Regions from separate parts of the Homo sapiens genome. Here region 2 is linked to region 1. A link is a contact called in ENCODE Hi-C data. All regions are on one chromosome and are shown on one strand. Each heading gives the region's core, a stretch centred on a gene start or an enhancer-like site at or near the end of the contact. The rest is flanking DNA. Distances are from core to core; before and after follow the strand shown.

Region 1 (2,650 bases), core at 49-2,548:
AATACAGGCTTAGTGCATCACTCTATCAGTATGATGACCGTGGGGTGCACCAGGAAGGGGACTAGACAAGGAGGAAATACCCAGAGCTCCTGTCCTGGCACTGCCATTCCCAAGAACAAGTCTTGAAAATGCTCTGGGCTTCAGCGTCCTCGTTTGTAAATCAGGAATTACAATACCAGCTCCATCTTCCTTGCAGAATTATGAGCTGATAAAGAAAACCAATCGACAAGTATCTTACTGAGCTCACAGTGCTCCCAAACATGTAGACCCCGATGAGGGCTTGAAAAGGGATAAGAAATGGTATCTGGCCTGGAATATTTCCCAATAGATTTTGGATAAGATGAGACTGAAGCCTGTGTATCAATAGTAAACCATTTGACAAGTATTTGCACAAGCACACAGTTATAGAATATAACCTATAACCCTCATAGGATTACTCAGACAAGGGAGAGTGACATGGAGGGGCAACAGCTGGGCTGGATCCTACAGGATGAAAAGGCTTCATCTGGCAAAGGGAGGGAAGGACAGGACCCCATCTGAAGACTCAAAGGCTGCAATGAGCAACACTTCTTCAATGGGCCAGGGAAATGAAAATGTAAGGGTAGGATGACACTGGATTAAAGTAACAGTGAAATCAGATGGAGGAGGTATTTGGAAAGAAAGGGAAATTGAGTTCTAGGGTATTTTCAAAAAATAGTGACAAGTTTAAGGAAGATGAATCTAATGACAGTGTGTAGTCTGGTCAGAGCTAAGATGGAAACTGATATGGAAAAGCATCTATTGCTCACTCTTAGTAGCAGTAAGAAAAAAACTGGTAAGACTAGATGACTTACTAGATACAAGGGAAAGAGTTGGGTTAAAGTTCATTTAAATTTTTTAGCAGGGGGATTACAAGAACTTCTGCTCATTTGAAAGTCAGCAATACGTTCTTGTTTGCTTTGCTTTATTGGAGGATGGGGCCATTTAAAGCCATTGCTCCACATAGTATTCTGATTGCAATTGACTCATATGAATGACAATAATATTCCCTCACCAAGCACAGCTATTTATTACGTGGTTCTGTAAGTGTGGTTTTCTTCCCATCTTGATTTTGCATCAACTCCTGTTCTGTTTTGCAACAAGTCTTCAGCATTATATCATCTTGTTTTTTTTCAACCTGTGGAGCTCTGAAGCTCGGAAAGTAGAATCATCTCATAGAATCCAACAATCTTTATTTGAATCAATGCGGTTTCTGAAGTTTAGCTACCAGAGCATAGTGGCAAGGCGCAAATCCATTTTTGTCCACTAGGTGACAGACAAGAACTACTTTCTCTGCATCCCGCTGGAAAAATGAGAGCCACAATATGGAAAAACTAAGCACTGTGGCTCATACATTTCTATTTGTCTTCTGAACTTAGAAAAGGAAACACCAATTGGTATGCCCAATATCGCTCTGTAGTCCACTGAAAAATGCCGGAAGGGTTTTCAGACTACTGAGTTGGGGTACGGGTACTTTTGCTTTTTGTGTGGTTTTTTTGGAGTTTTTTGTTGCTTGATTGACGTCTTTGTGTTTTGTCCAGGTGAAAAATAGTGGCAGGAACAGATAATGAAGGTGGTAATGATAGTGTTATAAAGTGAGACTATATTGATTATAATGTATTAATTTTTAATTAATTCATTCATTAATTTTTTGCAGTCAGGGTTAAGGGGAGTGCCGGTGGGAAAGGCAGTGGGAATTGTGCAGGTGGAAGACATGATCAAGGTGAATAGCAATGAGACTGTTCCCAAAGGCCATACAGCCTTTGCCACCCTTTTCTAAAATTATTTTTTGAGACAGATTCTCATTCTGTTGCCCAGGCTGGAGTACAGTGGCACGACCATGGCTCATGGCTCACTGCAGCCTCAACCTCCCAGGCTCAAGCGATCCTCTCAGCTCAGACTCCCCAGTAGCTGGGACTGCAGGCGCACAACCCCACATCTGGCTTATTTTATTTTATTATTTTATTTTATTTTATATTTTATTTTATATTTTATTTTATTTTATTATTTTATTTATTTTATTTTATATTTTATTTTTATTTTTTATTTTATTTTATTTTATATTTTATTTTATTTTATTTTATATTTTATTTTATTTATTTTATTTTATTTTGTTTTATTTTATTTTATTTTATTTTATTTTATTTTATTTTATTTTATTTTATTTATTTTTTGAGACAGAGTTTCTCTCTTGTTGCCCTTGTTGCCCAGTCTGGAGTGCAATGGCGCAATCTCTGCTCACTGCAAACTTGGCCTCCTGAGTTCAAGCGATTCTCCTGCCTCAGCCTCCTAAGCAGCTGGGATTACAGGGGCCCGTCACATGCCCAGCCAGCTAATTTTTTGTATTTTTAGTAGAGATGGGGTTTCACCACGTTGGCCAGGCTGGTCTTAAGCTCCTGACCTCAGGTGATCCGCCCACCTCGGCCTCCCAAAGTGCTGGGATTACAGGCATGAGCCACCGCGCCTGGCCCTATTTTTACTTTATTTTAGAGACGGGGTCTCGCTATGTTGCCCGGGATGGTCTCCAACTCCTGGCCTCAAGTGATCCTCCTGCCTTGGCCTCCCAAGGTGCTAGGATTACAGGCAAGAGCCACTGTGCCTGGCCCCTTTTAGAAATGCCCTGGCAATCCAG
Region 2 (2,650 bases), core at 91-2,590, 180 kb before region 1:
TTTCTTTTCCCTTTCTATAAATGTTTATGGGTGGTTTGTGTGTTTGTCTTTCTAGCCAGGCTGGAAGTTTCCACATTGAACCTCTCACTCCATAACCCTCCCCAACAAAAGGCATTGATCTAAAAACATATCCTTTAAATAACCAAATTGCCACAAGTTACATGATCAAGACAAGAAGATAAAAGAGCAGTAAAATACAAAAACTTAGAGCGGTTCACCTGGTTAAATGTACAGGATGGGGAAGGACATTGGAAGGTAAAGGCAGACTGTCATTCTCTGAAGCGAGAAGTGCCTGAAACATTTTTTCAGGCAAAGCGGTTCCATGTCCTGGTCATTTCAAAAATATCCAAGTTCCTACATTTTATGGTATCATCAGAATATGAAGAGCCAAAAGAATGGATGATGTCATTTTCTGTTCTATAAACAATAAATGTAATGTATTAACAAAGTAAATACAGGCAGAACTGTGTGTGCTGGGGTGGCTTTCTTTATCCTGAATGTGCATGTTTTATAAAGTACATTTAAGGAGAAAAATCAAAACCACACACACATTAACATGTTCCAATATTAACATTTTCTAACATGAGATTATGCAACAGTACATTTCAGGGTCATGGGCGTTGGCATCCAAGGTTGCTCAATCATTCAGTCACCGTTCAGTTGACTGTACTTCATCTACATAATTCAATCTTGCTGCGGAAAAGAGTGGTAAATTTTGGAGAGGGTTTCCCATGCCTTAAGAAGTCCTATTTCATGGCTATGATAGACTAGACATGAAATATATCTCTCCGATGACACTACAGCTGTGAAATATAGCCTGTTTGCACTAAATGAAAGTACTCACATTTTACACATCACATAGCTTACTAGTTTACTTTCCCAAACTGGCTCTGTCTACCCTTTGGGAGGTCACATTATCATTGGGAGAATCCAAACTGCTCCATTTGGACAGTTTTTATGGTGGATTCCTTCCAAAATTTGACATTAGCTCTAGAAAAGGGTTCCTTATAAACTAAAAATGCAAAGTAAATCATTCTTATCTATTCAATAAATCTTCCCATTAAAATTCCTCCTGCCATTGGGGGAGGGGCCATGGAGACAAGGCTCAGAGCAGAAGGCGAGATACTTTGTTAATAAACACAAGCAAGTTAAAGAAGCTCAAAATGAGATAAGGTCTTGGCCTGACCCTAATACAGCATCTAATACCAGACTTCCCTTATTGTTCATAGGGATTCTTTTGAGGCTTATTTTTAAGTTCAACGGTCCAGATGCCCCAGGCGCCTTCCTGTTTGTTTCAATGCTGCCACCTCGTGGACTGCCTAAAGTCAGTGACAAGCCTAAAGGCCCTTCGTCACTGGAGAAAACAGCTGCATCTGCGGGCTTCGTTCTTTATAGGAGGACGAAAGGAGGGGGCAGAAGCCCGAGAATTTCATCTTTAGAATTTTTTTTATTGTTAGCTTATGTTTACCAAAACAACAGTCATACTTGGAATAAGTAGCAATGATTTCATTTTTCCCATACTTAAAAGTTAAGCTCCTTTCAAAAAGAGGCTGTGTAAAATGTCAGGCTGTGGGTTTTAAAAACACCATAGTCCAACAGCACCTTGTAGGGCACACACAAGGCAAGTCATTCCCGTGAATTCATTCACGCTGTCTTTTCAGATTCCTAAGGAAGCCTTTTGAACATTAAAAAAAAGAAAAGAGAAGTAAAAACGGGTAGCTATTGAAATGGGCTTTGGATTTAGATGACCTTACATTGAGGTTTTAAGCCGGGTGAACAATTTATATGTAAATTTAGAAATTAAAAAAGCAGAAATTTATACTTAAATTAATCGACCTTATAGAAGGCATGGAAGAAAAAAAAATAATCCTAAAATGCTTAAGAGATTCTAACCCTGACATTAAAGACCTGAAGCATGAACTGGTGAGGTGGAAATAGAGAAAACCTCCTGGGTGAGGCATTTCGCCAAGTTACTTTCCACTTTTGAGGCTTCATGGGTCAATCTCTAATTAAGATTCTTTTCATTGGTGGGTATCAACTTATATGATTTATCCTCAAGAACAGAATGGCTTTCATATTAAATACTGTGGAAATGGGGAGAGTGCAGCAAATGTAATACACGTGCTTTAGAAAATAGCCTTCCTGGAGATTTTATGTAAACCCAATTTGACAGGCAGTCCATAATCCTTTTAAAGCTGGATTTTTAAAGAAATTACTAAATGTGGTTTTGCAAACATTTTGACATCTCCATGCATCTTTTGGTTTCTTGGTAATCCTGGCTTTCCTGGAATTTTCAAACAGACATAAAGTTGTATAAATCGTGCTTTCCATGAGTGAACCAAGGGCCTTTGTGACCCTAAATGATCAAATTTGCCTTTCTTTGCTTGTCTCTTATTTTTACTTCCCACCCACTGAAGAGTTTCCAACATATGGTTTTAACTGTGAATTTGGCTGGGGCTCTCACAAGACCTTCTGCCACTGGGAACATGACAATCACGTGCAGCTCAAGTGGAGTGTGTTGACCAGCAAGACGGGACCCATTCAGGATCACACAGGTATCACAGAGTTCACTTCGGCTGCATGGCTTTGCAGATTCTCTTTGATTCCGAGGCTGTGTTACTGGGAGGGTTTCTAATGTCTGTGAATTTAG

Evidence for each region. Hi-C counts contacts between places; a loop is a spot of excess contacts on that map. Pooled maps may share reads with other maps.
Region 2: a loop to region 1 is called in a map of MCF 10A, with 13 times the contacts of the local background. The contact joins two enhancer-like sites. A Hi-C loop is called at or near these places in 2 of 168 maps with a recorded cell type or tissue (MCF 10A and PC-9) and 8 of 50 pooled maps.

What each region holds. Positions count from the first base shown.
Region 1 is chr10:33,007,544-33,010,193 of GRCh38, reverse strand. All of the region lies in intron 2 of ITGB1-DT (ITGB1 divergent transcript), which reads right to left. Among named protein-coding and RNA genes, the nearest start is that of ITGB1-DT, 26 kb to the right of the region's middle. Within about 2 kb of position 1,298, at least 6 of the 41 ENCODE cell types and tissues checked have a DNase peak (open chromatin) inside an H3K27ac peak, as active enhancers do.
Region 2 is chr10:33,192,186-33,194,835 of GRCh38, reverse strand. It overlaps NRP1 (neuropilin 1), which reads left to right. Exons shown (of 17, transcript NM_003873.7): 13 at 2,418-2,555. Among named protein-coding and RNA genes, the nearest start is that of IATPR, 77 kb to the right of the region's middle. Within about 2 kb of position 1,340, at least 17 of the 41 ENCODE cell types and tissues checked have a DNase peak (open chromatin) inside an H3K27ac peak, as active enhancers do.